Linked DNA regions of Homo sapiens: region 1 is linked to region 2. The links are chromatin loops, found by intact Hi-C in ENCODE. Cell type or tissue: endothelial cell of umbilical vein. All regions are shown on one strand.

Evidence for each region. A loop is a pair of places that touch in the nucleus more often than their neighbours do. Peaks named below come from ENCODE experiments on the same cell type or tissue, not always from the same donor. Only the 100,000 strongest peaks of a DNase experiment are listed, where the experiment ranks them.
Region 1: a loop joins it to region 2, with 8 times the contacts of the local background. A loop is called at or near these places in 1 of 110 quality-filtered maps.

What each region holds. Positions count from the first base shown.
Region 1 is chr5:95,173,952-95,181,951 of GRCh38, reverse strand. All of the region lies in intron 1 of MCTP1 (multiple C2 and transmembrane domain containing 1), which reads left to right. It overlaps LOC105379085 (a long non-coding RNA gene), which reads right to left. Exons shown (of 8, transcript XR_948575.3): 4 at 7,193-7,346. Among named protein-coding and RNA genes, the nearest start is that of MCTP1, 110 kb to the left of the region's middle. In endothelial cell of umbilical vein, a CTCF peak has its summit at 3,684 (motif pointing right); a DNase peak (open chromatin) is centred at 3,611; H3K27ac peaks cover 922 bases.
Region 2 is chr5:95,258,227-95,266,226 of GRCh38, reverse strand. The region is part of intron 1 of MCTP1 (multiple C2 and transmembrane domain containing 1); the gene reads left to right. It overlaps LOC105379085 (a long non-coding RNA gene), which reads right to left. Exons shown (of 8, transcript XR_948575.3): 8 at 6,631-7,192. Among named protein-coding and RNA genes, the nearest start is that of MCTP1, 23 kb to the left of the region's middle. In endothelial cell of umbilical vein, a CTCF peak has its summit at 4,689; a DNase peak (open chromatin) is centred at 4,726; H3K27me3 peaks cover 654 bases.

The sequences.
Region 1 (8,000 bases), 84 kb after region 2:
CCTATGGGTTTATCAGTGGGAGACAAAGAGGCATCCAAAGTCCATGCTTTGCTGTCTGTGATGAACTGAATAACAAACACAGTGAGCAATCACTAACGGATGGTGAAAGGAGTGATGCAATTAGTTACTGATCATTATGCACATCTCTCTTTTCACATAGCGATTTGTGGACTGAAGGGCTGGTGGCAAATTTTGTATCTTATGCAATTACTTACTGTTAATCTACCATGAGAACTGAAATTTGAAGCATGCTGTTGAGGGACTAGGGTTTTTATTTAAAATGTTGTAACTGAACCCCATGCATATCAAAAGTGTGCTAAGTGAGGATTGTCTCTCTCTCTCTCTCTCACCCTGTGTATGTATGTGTGTGTGTACTTATAATGGAATATCAAGAGGTATGATAATTTTTATGAAGGAAAATGAAGAGGGAACAGGGATGCGAACAGGAAGTGCTCTTTTATATAAAGTCATCATGGAAGACATCCTGCTGAGCTGACCTTTAGGCAATCAATCAATAAAGCACTGCTAAGATTGAAGGAGGTGGGGAATATTATGTGGAAGGAATAGCAAATGCAAATCCCCCAAAAGAGGAATGAGCTTGTAGTATAAAAACAGCAGAATGTAGACGTGTAGCTAGAGTGAGCTAGAGGGAGAGAATTAGAAGATGAGCTTGGAGAAGCACAAAGAGGACAGATCACAGGAGCCCTTGTAGGCTGTGGTAAAGAGTTTGGATTTTATACTTTGTGTGATGAGAAGCTGCCAGACAGTTTTAATCAGAGGAGTGATGTGATTCAATATGCATTTTTAGAGGATCATTCTGGAAACTGAGCTAAAAGTTGACTATGGAATAGCTATAGTGGAAACAAGAAAACCCCTTCCTGGCTGGAGGCCAAGTTGGGAGGTTTTTGCAGCAGTTCAGGTGAGGAATAATGATGGTTTGGACCAGGGTTTTAGCAATAGGGTTTAAGAAGAGGTCAGCTTCAGGGTATATCCTGAAGACCAAACTGAGCAAACTGATAGATTAGGTATGGGCTGTGAGGGAAAGAAAGGAATTAAAGATCATTCCTAAGTTTTTGGCTAGGGCAAGTAAGGGTATAATGGTATGATATATAAAGATGGAGAAGATGGGAAGCAGCAGCTGGGAAGGGAAAATTAAAAGTTTTCCTTTAGATGTGATAAGTTGAGAGGAATATTATCACCTATTCTAGAGCTCAGGGAAGAGACGGTGGCTAGAGATACAAATTTGGGAGTCATTGATATATAAATGCTATTTAAAACCTCAAACTGGTTGAGAATCATATAGGGAGTTACTAGATACAGAACAGTAAGAGGTTAAGGACTATACCCGGTAGTGCCCCGAACTGTAGACGTGAGATAGACAGGGAAAGTTTAGCAAAAGAGAAAGAGCAGCCAGAGAGGTGGTGGAAAAGCCAAGAAAGCACAGTGCCCAGAAACCAAATTTTAGTAACATGTGAAGAAGGAGGAAGCTTTCAGCTTTGGTCAAAATGCTCCTAAGAGGTCAAGTAGTGTGGACTAATTAACCATTGAAACTGGAATATTAAGATCAATCTGGACCTAGACAGGGTTGTTTTGCTGGAGTAACATGGCCTAAGGCCCAACTGGAATGTTTGGAGGCAGACAGGGAGGTGGGAATGGAGAGGGAAAATAGTGACTGCCTCCTACATTGTTTCTTTGTTGACTTTTTGTCTTCATGACCTGTCTAGTGCTGACAGTGGAGTATTCAAGTCCCCCACTATTGTTGTGTTGCCTTCTGTTTCATTTGGTAGGTCTAGTAGTAATTGTTTTATAAATTTGGGAGCTCCAGTGTTAGGTGCATATGTATATTTAGGATTGTGATATTTTCCTGTTGGATTAGTCCTTTTATCATTGTATAATGTCCCTCTTTGTCTTTCTTAACTGCTGTTGCTTTAAAGTTTGTTTTATTCTGATATAGGAATAGCTACTCCTGCTTGCTTTTGGTTTCTATTTGAATGGAATATCTTTTTCTACCTCTTTACCTTAAGTTTATGTGAGTTCCTATGTGTTAGGTGAGTCTCCTGAAGACAGTAGAAACTTGGTTGGTGAATTCTTATCCATTTGCCATTCTGTATTTGTATTGAGATGTGAGCTACTATTCTGTTTATTGTGCTATTTGTTGCCTGAATACCTTGTTTATTTTTTCATTGTGTTATTGTTACATAAGTCCTGTGAGATTTATGCTTTAAGGAGGTTCTATTTTGGTGTGTTTTGAGGATTTGTTTCAAGATTTAGAGCGCCTTTTAGCAGTTCTTGTAGTGCCAGATTGGTAGTGGTGAATTCTCTCAGCATTTGTTATGTCTGGAAAAGACTGTATCTTTCCTTCATTTATGAAGCCTAGTTTCTCTGGATAAAAAATTCTTGGTTGATAATTGTTTTGTTTAAGGAGGCTAAAATAGGACCCCAATTACTCTAGCTTGTATGGTTTCTGCTAAGAAATCTGTTAGTCTGATAGGTTTTCCTTTATAGGTTACCTGATGCTTTTGCTTCACAGCTTTTAAGATTCTTTCCTTCATCTTGACTTTAGATAACCTGATGACTATGTGCCTAGATGATGATCTTTTTGTAATGAATTTCCTGGATGTTCTTTGAGCTACTCGTATTTGGATATCTAGATCTCTTGCAAGGCCAGAGGAGATTTCCTTGATTATTCCCTGAAATGTGTTTTCCAGACTTTTAGATTTCTCTTCTTCCTCAGGAACACCACCAGTTATTCTTAGGTTTGGATGCCTAACATAGTCCCAAACTTCTTGGAGGCTTTGTTCATTTTTAAATATTTTTTGTCTTTGTCTTTGTCAGATTGGGTTAATTCAAAAGCTTTGTCTTTGAGCTCTGAAGTTCTTTCTTCTGATCATTTTATTCTATTACTGAGACTTTCCAATGCATTTTGCATTTCTCTAAGTGTATCCTTGATTTCCAGAAGTCGTGATTGTTTTTTATTTATGCTATCTATTTCACTGAAGATTTTTCCTCTCATATCGTGTATCATGTTTTTGATTTCTTTAAGTTGGAGTTCACGTTTCTCTAGTGCCTCCTTGATTAGCTTAATAATGGGCCTTCTGAATTCTTTTTCTGGCAATTCAGAAATTTTGTCTTGGTTTGGATCCATTACTGGTGAGCTGGTGTGGTCTTTTGGGGATGTTAAAGAAACTTGTTTTATCGTAATACCAGAATTATTTTTCTGGTTCCTTCTCATTTGGATAGGCTATGTCAGAGGGAAGATCTGGAACTCAAGTGCTGCTGTTCAGATTCTTTTGCTCCATGGGGTGCTCCTTTGATGTGGTGTTCTCCCCCTTCCCCTAGGGATGGGGCTTCCTGAGAGGCGAACTGCAGTGATTGCTTTTGCTCTTCTGGGTCTAGTCACCCAGCAGAGCCTACCAGGCTCTGAGCTGGTACTAAGGAATGTCTGCAAAGTGAAATAGACTCTGTGTGGGTCCTTGCTTGTATTTTTCTTTAGTGTGCTGGTTTTGTGTTGGTTGGCCTTCAGCCAGGAACACAAGAGTGCACCACTGCACTCTAGCCTGGGCGACAGAGCAAGACTCTGTCTCATTTTCCAGAGCGTATCAGCTGCAGCTGTATAAGCAGGATCAGGCAGTGGGTGGGGTTATAGAGCTCCCAAGAGATTATGTTCTTTGTCTTCAGCTGCCAGGGCAGGCAGAGAAAGACCACTAGGTGGGGACAAGGATAGGCCTGTCTGATCTCAGAGTCTCCTTGGGTGGGCCTTGCTGCAGCTGCTGTGGGGGATGGGAGTGTGGTTCTCAGCCCAATGGAGGTATGTTCACAGGGGGATTATGGCTGCCTTTGCTGAGTCACACAGGTCACCAGGGAAGTGGGGGAAAGACGGCAGTCACAGGCCTCACCCAGTTCCCACATAGCCTGCAGTCCACTTAGGAGCATGCTGACCAAAGTCAAGAGTTTCCCCATTCTCAAAACACTACAGAAATTTGATTTGTAGGCACTACATTTTTTTGCTTTCCCACCACCTCACTGACTGCTTTATCGTAATCTCTTTTACTAAATTTTTCCTATTTTACCTCTACAATTTGGGATCCCACCTGGTATAGTACTTAACTTCCTCCTGTTTTCTGTCTAGTAATTCCTTATATGATCTCAACCAGCTTGGGTTTTAAATAGACACAAGCAAAATTCCAATTTTGGTTACCAGTCAGTGTACATTAACTGTGGTAATTGCAATAAAGCACAACTGCTACCTCTTCAGTCCACAAATCACTATGCAAATAACGAATGTGCAACTTGATCAGTGACCAATCACGTTACTCCTTTCACTGCATGTCTGTTATTCAGCTCATGCACAGATGGCAAAGCATATAGCTATGTTTCTTGTCGCTCAGTGATATAACTGGATAATAGAGCTTTTAAGATACTACTCTTAATGCTTAATGTTTTTTTAATGCTCCAGATAACCGTGATTCTCTTGGGGACTTAAATGAAAATGTGAATATTTGCTTTCTACCATTAAACATAACTTCATTAATCCAGCCAATGGATCATAGAATTATTTCAACTTCTAAATCTTAGATGGACTTTCAGACAGAGTATTAAACCGGAGATCATACAATTTATCTGAGTTTTGTAAAAGCACATTGCCTTTGGAGTCTTCCCTACAGCTCTGCCTAGGGCCCAACTCATCAGATTTTGGACTCATTAAATCTCCACAATCACAGGAGCCAATTCCTTAAAATAAATCTCTTTCTCTCTGTGTGTATGTGGGTACATGTAAATATAAATATATAAATATAGATATAAAAATAAATATATATTTCTATGTATACACACCCTAATTCTGTTTCTCCGGATAACCCTAATATATATTATGTGTATATATTATGTATGTGTATTTCATGTCTCTCTCTCTCTCTCAAATTAGCTGGGCATGGTGGCGGGCGCCTGTAGTCCCAGCTACTCGGGAGGCTGAGGCAGGAGAATGGCGTGAACCCAGGAGGCTGAGCTTGTAGTGAGCGGAGATTGCACCACTGCACTCTAGCCTGGGCGACAGAGCAAGACTCTGTCTCAAAAAAAAAATGTAGGTATATATATATTTTTATTTTTTATATTTGAGACAGTGTCTCACTCTGTTGCCCAATCTTGGCTTACTGCAGCCTCGATCTCCCAGGCTCAGGTGATTCTCCCCACTTCAGCCTCCTGATTAGCTGGGACTACAGACATTACAGGCATGCACCACCATGCCCAGCTAATTTTTTGTATTTTTAGTAGAGACAGGGTTTTGGCATGTTGGCCAGGCTGGTCTCAAACTCCCGGACTCACAAAATCTATCCTCCTTGGCCTCCCAAAGTATGTATATGTATTTTTAAATGAAAACTTATTGGAGAAAAAGACTTTATATCAATACTGCTGTTTTTGTTGTTGTTTAAAACAGAGTCTCACTTTGTCGCCCAGGCTGGAGTGCAGTAGTACAATCTCAGCTCACTCCAACCTCTGCCTCCTGGATTCAAGCGATTCTCCTGCCTCAGCCTCCTCAGTAGCTGGGATTACAGGTGTGTGCCATCACACCTGGCTAATTTTTGTATTTTTAGTAGAGATGGGGCTTCACCATGGTGGCCAGGCTAGTCTCGAACTCCTCGGCTCAAGTGATCTGCCCACCTTTGCCTCCCAAAGTTCTGGGATTACAGGCGTGAGCCACCACGCATGGCCTACTACTGCTCGTTCTTATGTGCCCCAGACCTAGAATAGTGCTGGGCATACTAAACAAATATTTGTTAAAAAAAAATACATTTTATCAATTAGAATAACAAAGATAGTTTTTAAGTCCTTTCACATCAAGTAGCTCATTTGATTTTCTCAAGGAGGCAAGAAGGCCTATAAATAGGAATCACCAGTATTTTATAGGGAAGAAATGCAGACTCAGAACGCTGGCATGAGGTTTTGGTGTTAGAGCCAGATTTCTTGCCTTTCAGCCTGCGTTTTGTCCATCTTATCCTGATATTCTGCTAGCACTTCTGGAAAACAAAAGGGTAATAGAGATGTCAGTTTTTTATGTTTTTGTTTTGTTTGGTTTTGAGAAAACCTTATGTAATTTTTCTTTCTTTTGGAGTGAACTGAATTCACTGGGGGAAGCATGTGCTGGAGGCCAGCAACATCCTGGCAGGTGTGAGTGGGTGGGCCTCTGAGGGCCGTGCTGAGGACACCTTGTTTACGTAGAGGAAACAGGACTGCAGAAAGGCATTTCTCCTTACACTTAAAATCCAGTTGTGCTGAAAATCTGGACCTACCCATAAGCTATTTCAAGCAGTCTTCACCAAAGCCATCCTTTAGAATGCTTTAGAATTTGATTTGCAAGTGGATTTTTCTGTTATGGGAGTCAGGGTTTATTGTGTGGTAGGAGGAGAATTTACTTTGGATATTCTTTTAATTCCTTCCATGTGCCCCAAATGTTTTTCTAATTGTTCCTCAGCTGAGAAGATAGCTTCATGAAGGAATAGAGGGAAAGGGTACCAATGTTTGTTGAAACAGGTGCCAGTCAGCCACACTGAGTGAAAACCAAACTGAGTCCAGGAACACGAGTTTGGTTTCAAGCTTCTTGTGCCATTTCCTGCGTGTTTGCCTGCTAAAGGGCAGTTGAGTGTTCAAAGCTATCCCTCTCAATTGAAAACTCATCTGACAATAATGAAGCGTGTCAGCTCAGAAAGGCATTAGGAGCTGGAGACATAGCCAAGTGCTTGTATTCAACATTGATTAATGAATTGGTTCTAATCTCAGAGCATCATTTTCACTTATAATTTTTAACTCAAAAAATTGATTTAAAAGTGCAATATAAGTTTAATTCTATTTTTTTCCCACTGTGTCTGGAGAACAAGTTTTTTTCTTGCATTTTTCCCTTTTTCCCTCAATTTACTTAAGCATAGATTTTATGTCATTCTCTCATCACATACCAAAAAACTTAGCAGTTGTGCCAATATAATAAATGTTGAAGTAAGAAAGACAGGGAGACAAATGGAAAAAAAAGAGAATACAAAAAGTATGGCTAACATTATGTAAGAAGAAAAATACAAATGGCTTTCTAGTAACCAAATAAGATGTACACATGAACTTCATAAATATCCTATTGCTTTGTGGAGACTTTCGTTTTATTTTAGAATAATTAAAAATAGTAATTAACAGTTTATTGAGTACTTACTTTATGCCAGGCTCTGTTCTCAGGACTACTCATGAAATAACTCACAGAATCCATACAGCAACCTTATGAAGGAGGTCTGAGGGGAGTCCCCATTTTACATGTGAATTACGCTGTGAGGCAAGGGAGCTGAAGTAGTTTGCCAAAGGTCACACACCTAGTAAGTAGGGGAACAGATTCAAACAAGAATGAGACAGACATTTTCTGTTATTTTTCACATGCAAAAATGTCTCTATTCTACCTCACCATTTGATTAATAATTCTGGGCTAAGAAATAATTTCTTTTAGAATTTGAAGGCTTGTTCTTATAACTTTTAACTTGTAATATTTTTTTGAGAAATCTAAGCCATTTTGATTTCTCATTCTTTGCATATGGCTAGTTTTTGGTTCTTGGGTTTAGTATCTTTTCATTATCTCTGATTTTGAAATTTTATGATAATGAGCATTAATAATTAATACGGGTTTTGAAAAAAATGTGCTGGACAGTTGATGGGCCATTTTATATGATACATGGTCTTCATTTTGGGGAAGGTTTATTTTCGTCCTCTTTTGATCCCATCATTATCCCTCTGATTTCTCTTTGGAGCATGCATTTATTCATTCAACAAATAGTTATCATGCCCCTCCCCTAGCAAGGCATTGTAATTCTGTGCTAGAGGTAATAGCAGTGAACAAAACATTGCCCTCATGGAGCCAATTTGATATTGGGCCTTCTTGATTGACCCTTTAATTAGCTTGTTTTTCCTGTAGTCCATCCTTTCAACTACTTTATATTATTTTCTGAAATATTTCCTTGGCTTTTTCTTCCATT
Region 2 (8,000 bases):
TTTCAACCATGGCCTGCATATTTATTTATCCTAGAACCTTGCAGGGCACTTGGATTGATTTTTAGGAGGAAAAATCTGTAGACTGGCCTCCTAACAGTAGGTCTAGATATGCCCAGAAATAAAAAGGAAGCTGTAGCCTGCAGCATTTACCAAAGAGACCAGGGTGTGAGGGGAACCCAAATTTGGAGTTTCTTGCTAATATGGGGTTCTGTTTCCTAGAAGTTGATTTCTGTTTCCTTCTTATGCATTCTTATATGAGACTCTTCTTTGGGTCTGGGCCTTTCAGAAGCGAGATTCCTTTGCCAGAGACTGAGATATCTAATAGAAGCTCTCTCTGATTATCCTCCTCAGTTGTCAACATTTGCTGACTGCCGCCTACACACATAAGGAATTGAAAATCTGTTCTAGATTCTGGGAACCCAATACTCCTGCACTCCAGAGATTTTTTCTCTTAGATGGGGAGGTAGCATATATATGTAAAAGATAAATGTCACTACCAGGTAGCACAGACATTCCACTTTTAAGTAAATAAAACCATGGGAATCCCTGTGTCTTGGGAGATAAATACAGAGGCTTAATGACCTCATTTGCGACAACTGCTTGAACAATTGGTCTGGTTTGCACCAGCAGTAGTGTACTCTCAGCTCTCTGTTCACTTCTTCTCATTGATTTCATGGCCATCTTATAAATGTGCTGGGAAATGTAGAAGCCTGCAGTCTGAAATCACCGTGAAGAAAGAGCTTTGTTAGAGGGCAGTTCTCAAACCTGAGAGGTGGTGGATGATTCAGAAGGATATGGATCTGTGCTTGTGCACTCTGGGCTTTGATAAATGGAAGCACAAACGATTGCTTCCTTTAAAATAAGCCAACCACAGGCCTAACTTATAGCTCCTTGCCTGGAAGCCCGATTCTCTGCTTGGGGCAGCAGCCTATGAAAAGGAAGCTGGGTAGAGCTGAGGGTGGAATGTGAACACCTCTTGGACTGAAGCTTGTTGTACAGAAGGCCAAGGAGACTGAGCTGCTGCTGGGGCTGACTCCTCATGTCCTGCCAGCTGGGCCATGCTTGGGAGCTAAAAAGGCACACAGTAGTTCCCCACATGATACTGGGAACATTTGAGGAGTGGTGGGTAGGAACGGAGATGTCTAATAGGATGGATGGAGTAGAGCCCAGGCACCAGGGACGGGCTGTTCATGAGCCTTTCATTGCAAGATACAGGAGCTCAACTCTTCCTGGATTAGGCTTCAAAGGAGAGTGTATTGGTCACACCTGAAAAGACCCAGAGCAGGCTGGATCCAGGCCTCAGTCATCAGGTCTCTGTCTTTACCCCACCACCCCCTGCCACCTTTCTTTCTTTCCTTCTCCCAGAATTGCTTCGCTTTGGACATCTCTCTCAGGCAGACTCTCTACTGGTGGCTGTCAGCATCTCTAGGCACACATCCTCCTCACAGCTGTGCCTGCCTGTGGGAAAGACCATGCTTGGCAGTGAGTGACATTGGGAGTGATTTGGACCCTCACTCTGTCCACTGTGGCCAGGGGGTGCTTTGGACAGGTCATGTGTGTCTTTTGGAACCCAGAAGTGAGGGGCATTCAATCCAAACACTGTGGGCTGAGAGTGGGAGAGAGGTGGGTCTTTAAAGGCAAATCAAATTGCTGTGGGCAGGCAGATATTTCCAGTGCCCGCGTGGGGTTTGGTCAATAAGCAGCAGTGGGGAAGATGAATAATCAGCCATCCAGAAAATCTATCTATGAGCTGCTGGACTCAGCTGCTGGTCTGAAGCACTGCCTTGGAGAGGGAGACTGTTTTTCTGTGTTTTTAATATAAAACGAGCATAGAGTATGGAATTTTAAAGTGTATATCAACTAGGTTTTTAATGCTTTTCTTCCTGAATGGATTTTAGTATTTGAAAAGCCATGCTAATGAGATGACTAGTTTTAAAGTTAGCTATGGTACAAATAACAGCACCTGAGTTAACCTAAAGGCTATCACATTGATGAAGTCCTAGAATTTTAGCAAAGAACTTAGAAAACATACTTTAGAGAGGTAGATACTGACGCTCAAGGGATAAATCCACTTACCATCCTCTTTTCCTCCTTTCAGAGCCTAGAATATAAGCAGTTCCTGATCCACACTCCACTTGCAAGCAGCTTCATTATACAAATATGCTTTAGTAGTGTTTACCCATTGCTGCCTCAGCTTCTTTTACTGTCCCTGTCATCACACTTTGCAAGAAGATGGTTTTTTAAGGGGATCTGTGGTTTCAATACAAAGGAAGAGAAGAAACAGTGCAAGGGAAGAATGGCCTAGGAGAGTTGCCTGCCCCTGGGTGGAGACTGGACTGGTTGACTTTGCCCATGGGGAAGAGAGGTGGAGGCAGACTGTCTTCCAGAGCTTGAGTAAGTCTTAACCTCTCTAAACCTCACATTTCTTTTCTGTAAATCTGGGGGAATAACATACCAACCTGATGGTGCTGTTAGGAGGGTACAATGAAAGTTCCTGGCACATGGCAATGCTCAATACACATTCTTTATTCTCCTCCACTCCATCACTTCTGATAGTCGTTCATCTCCACTTTTGAGGCAGCAGGTATCTTTAAAAGTTATACTGGTGTCTCTTGGAGCCTTCAGGAATGACCATTTATACTTTAGCATGAATTAACTCAGCTAGGTTCTTGCCTTCTAATTTCTGGATAGAACATTGTAAATTTTGAGCAGTGGGCGTGGGTGAGAGTGATTTAGCTCAATCTGTAGAATTTGTGGCAGCAACCTGGGCCTGGATGGGTGCCACAGGACTTAGTATGGGGGAGGTGACAAGAGGCTGGAAACTAGTGGAGCTTTGAATGGAGGTGCATGGGAAGGGAGGCATGAGATGCTAACTACAGACTTGCTTTGATCCATAGCTTGGCTGAAGAATGGCTCTGGGTCTGGCAAGGGAATGGGAAACTGCCCTGTTCTCCTCTGCCACCGTCCTGTCCCTCATGATTTCTTGCTCTCAGAACTTGGGCTGGAGCTGCTAGAAGTACATTAGGAGGTCTCATCTGGAAACCAACTCCCATTAGTGACATTGCTTCTCTGGGCAAATGAAGCCAGTAAACATAGCTTCCTAGTGAACTCTGGACCTTCCCCAGTTCAGGAAGCCAGAGACTGCTTGCACTGCATAGATAATGTTTTCATAAGGCTTAGCCTTCGTACACTTGCACAATTTTTCTGTCACATCTTAAAATGGAAGGTCTAAGCAGGAGTCACTTGTAGTCACTCCCTTTGCTTCATATATGCTTTGCACATAGTAAATGCCCCATAATGCGAAATCAAATTGAATAACAAATATATGATTTGTCTACTGATTGAAAAAAGCTTTTAATTTTTAATGTAGTATATAGAATAATTAGGGATAGATGACATTGTTTGACATAAATGAACTTTATTTTTTATTTTTTTAATATTTATTGAAGAGTTTTGATATTTTGTTAAAGTAATATCTCGAGGGGCTAATTAGCCACAATTTTTTGAGTTTTTAGGTTTTTAAATTAAGCTACTTTGTAATCCTGCTGAGAATTTCCCACATTGCTACAATTATGTTTACAAGGAATTTATTTTTCAAGGTTAAATAGAGATAATCACTTTCTCAAATAGAGATATTCTAACTTGATTTCTAATCTTCTAAGCACACAGCCCTCCATGCAGTCCTGTCTCAGATTTTAGTTCTGAGAACTGATTTGGGCATCTTTATCTCATTATTGGTCCTTTTATATTATTTTTATGTCTGATTTCCTCACATTTCCTAAAAATGGGTGTAATGCTTAAGAATAATGATGCTTTTGGTATCCTTTTAAGGTGTTTACAGAGTGTTTACCTTATGGGAGTTACTGTGCTTGGAGCCATGGGTAGAAGGTGCTGGCTTGGTTAGCCATTTCACGCTTGAAATGAACTATGTGCTCTTAGAAATCACCTGTGATCCTGTGATCAAAAAAATGTGTCTGTGGATTGTAGGATTGATTTTCAAGAGTTAGATTCCCTTAATTTCAGCTCGACTCATGAAGGTAAATGAACAGGCAAAGAGTTAGTGAAGGCTGACCTGTCTCTGCCCAGATCCCATCATCTCGAGATGGGCCCATACTCTGGCTGCTGGGACATGGACTGTGATGGCTTCACAGCTGTGCCCCTACTAGGCATTGCCGTTGGCCTCAGGACACAGCCTCTCCCAAAGTAATGTCCCTCCAAGTGGCCAGTGGCTGGTTGATGGGGGGCTATAAAGGCCCAGCCCTCTTGCCTCTATGTGGGGAAACTCTGCAGTCCCAGCCCCAGAGCTCCCTGTAGGACTGAAGGAGGCCTCATTTGAAACCACATTGTGGGTTAACTTCTCCTTCTGTCCAATCTTGATTCCTTACTTCCTCATGGGTGTATCTCCCAGGGCAGCCCAATCCACCCCCAATAAATTGGCTAGATGTACATCTCCATTGCAGAGAACATTTACAAGAACTCCGTCTGATTGACATCATTGTTGAATTTCTTGAAGAGATCTGTAAATTTTAGGAAGAAACAATCAGATGTCATAGAAACAGTGGCAACAAATTTTGAAGGGCTTGGTGACAGATGAACATTTTGAAGCAATCAGGGGAAGTTTTGCTGGTAGGGTTACACCCAGGCTTAAAATAACATTTATGGAAGGATGAAGAAACACAGATGTCCCAGAGAAGATGAGCGTTAGGTGGCACCAGAGTGCAACAAAATTAAATGGAGATTGCAAGTACTACAAAAAATCATTTATTACAGAAAAGAAATTAGATTTTTAAATAAGCATTTCAAAAAATCACCAAATGCTAATGTGGGAGGAATCTTTTTTTTCAGCTACAGAATCACACTGTAGCCGGGAGATTCAAGTGCTGCAGAAAATTATTATAAAGCGCCCACTGCATACTATTCATATATGTACTGCTTCATTGCAAGGATCAGGAAATGGTCTTCAGCTGTGAAGACCATTTGGTGTTTATTATGGATCAGAGTACAAGGTCTCAAAGTGGTTAAATGGCTTTCCAACAGTTTATTTGTCTGATGGATAGCAGTTACTCAGATATTTATTGAATGGATGCAGAAATCAATGAATAGGGCTGGGAACAAATTTCGGATATTTTCCTTACTATCTAGAGGAATAGAATCTACCTCGGAAAAGTTTCACAGTCTAATGGGACTTCAGCTTCTTTGGGTTAGCTACTGTGCATAATATGTGTTATTTTAACTTTTTAAAAAGGTAGAATGAACTTCCAGCAATCTATTGCAAGGTTGTAATCAAAGAATTGAACCAAAAATATATTTAGAATTGTTTATCACTCCATTACTTTTAATAGAAAAATTGGAAATTGCTCACATTTCCAATAATAGAGGAATGCTTAAGTAATTACAGTAAACCCTCTGGGTTATTACCTGGTCATTTGTTCTGTGCTGGAAACGTGCGAGGGGAGAAGAAAAGACACACACACAGCACCTTTAAGGGTAGACAGCCTTTATCCCAAGTATATGGCAATATAGATATAATAAGCAAATGATATAATAAGCAAATGATATAAGCAAAAGCAAATTGCAATGGGAAGGGGAGAAGGGAAAAGATATATATATACACACACATATACATATATGTGTATACATATATATATTTACACTCACCAGACTATGGAGGATTCACCATCAGACCAGGAATCAATAGCCTGGGCTCCAGAGTCGGCCACTCATCCATGCACAGACGAGGAGAGGTCTCACGATGCTTTTGCGCAGTCTGGAACCCTAACTCTTTTTGTAATGAGTTGTTTGGCATGATTTCCAGTCACGAGAACCCTTTGTGACTGGGCTCAAGGAACACAAAAAGGTCAACTTGTTTTTGCAATTGTCTATTTTTTTAAATAACTAACATATAGGAATAGACTGAAATAGAGATTTCTCCGAATCAGCACTGGATGAGCGCCTCAAGGGGCTCACACAACCTGTTCTGGGACTTGGTGACCATCGTTTGTGTCATGTTCAATTGAGTTCAAATTTAATATTTAACTTTTCCTCCACACTCAGCCTCAATTTGATACTCAATTGTAGAAAAATACCCTTACAGATACATGGGGAAGGCATAGTTGATACAGATTACAGATACAGGATAAGCACAGGAGAATTAAAAGCACAATTAATAAAAACCACACCCACCATGGCTTTTCAAGGAGAGTGATATTGTGAGAATTATCAGGGATATACACATAACATTCAGTATGCAGTCAGGCACAAACCCCTCCTTGGGCTGCGGTAAGCATATCTAATGCCATTCGATTTTGTAACACAACAGTACACAGCTGAGCAAATTCATTTGATAGCAACATAAGTCCAATGCTACTATCATTAAGAGCTTCTTCTACATGTAAGCTTAATATTTTAATTTTTTGCTGAAGCAGGATTGTACCGGTGGCAGGGGAGAATACTGTGATAGGGTACCACCACCAGGGAGTCCAGATTACTGGGGAGGGGAATATTATCCTGGATGGTGAATGGAATTAATGGCCACCTCTAAGTGCATCTCCCCATCCAATGTGGGGGCAGGTATTGCCACTCGTAGGATCTGCATACCCACAGGGCCCCCACCAGGGTACAGCAATGGTTTTTTTGTAATTATAGTGTATTAAGGTGTTATTAAAGCAGGAAAGAGATTGTGTTTCACTGGGGACAATGTTGTTGATTTCGAGTATGTGTTGACAGTTGTCTGGCAGGAGAAACCCCAGAGTAACATTAGAGGAGCCATTTAAGGCCTCCAGACAAAGTGGGGGGCTATATGGAATCTGGCCACCAGCACAGCAGTTTCCCAATATATACTGTTCCAGGCATATTGGGCAGGATACCAAAGCTTTTGACACAAGGCAAGGGTGGTGTTCACCTTTCGTCTGACATGGGCAAAGATAGATTTCTTCCTTTGGTCAAAGGAAGTCCAGGTTGGGTTGCAAGTGTTGTTGTTGTGGCCCCATTGGTAGTGACATAGCCATTCAGAAATGTTGGCAGGGATGATTCTCCAAGGTAGTCCATTTCCTGTGGCCTCTGGCAACTTGACGCGTAGTCAACATTGACTGTGGTTGGCTTCTTCTGCTGTAGTGGCTACCCAGTTGATGAATTTATTCTTGGCCTCAGACACAAAGACACAGGTGCTGATCATTAGTAGATAGGTTATTCCCTGTAATAACAAAAATGGAGGAGAACATGATATTGTTTTTAATCTTTAGGAAATTGTACTATGCCTTCATTTTCTGCTCCCATAGCTACAAGGTCACCAGCCTTAGGGGCGGGATCTGATGGACACTCTACCCATATTTTGGCTCCAGGATTTAAGCTACCTGTACCAGTGGATCTGAATCCCCCAGTTCTGTATGTAGCCTCTGTTGGGACAGAGATTTCCTCAGGGGTTAATTGTTGACAAGGTATCACTACCAATTGAGCATCATTTAAAAATGTTTTCAAAATATTTTGATAAGCATTTTTAATGAACTTTTATTTAGAACAGTTTTATATTTAAAGAAAAATCGCAAATATAGGGCAGAGAGTTCCCATGTACTTTGTACCTAGTTTCCCCTGTTATTAGTAGCTTACATGACTGTAGTACATTTGTTACAATTAACGAACCAACATGGATTCATTATTATTAACTTAAAGTCCATACTTTATTAAGGTCTCGTTAGTTTTTACCTAATGTTTCAGTATCCTATCTAAGATACTATATTACATTTAGTTATGTCTCCTTAAGCTCCTGTTGGCTGTGACAGTTTCTCAAACTTTTCTTGTTTTTGATGACCTTGATAGGTTTGAGGAGTACTGGTCAGATATTTTGTAGAATGTTTCTCAGTTGGGATTTATCTGATGTTTTTCTCACGATTAGACTGGAGTCATGGGTTTTTGGGAGGAAACCCCAAAGGGAAAGTGCCATTCTCATCACATCACATTGAGGGTACGTACTATCAACATGACTTATCACTGTTAATGTTGAC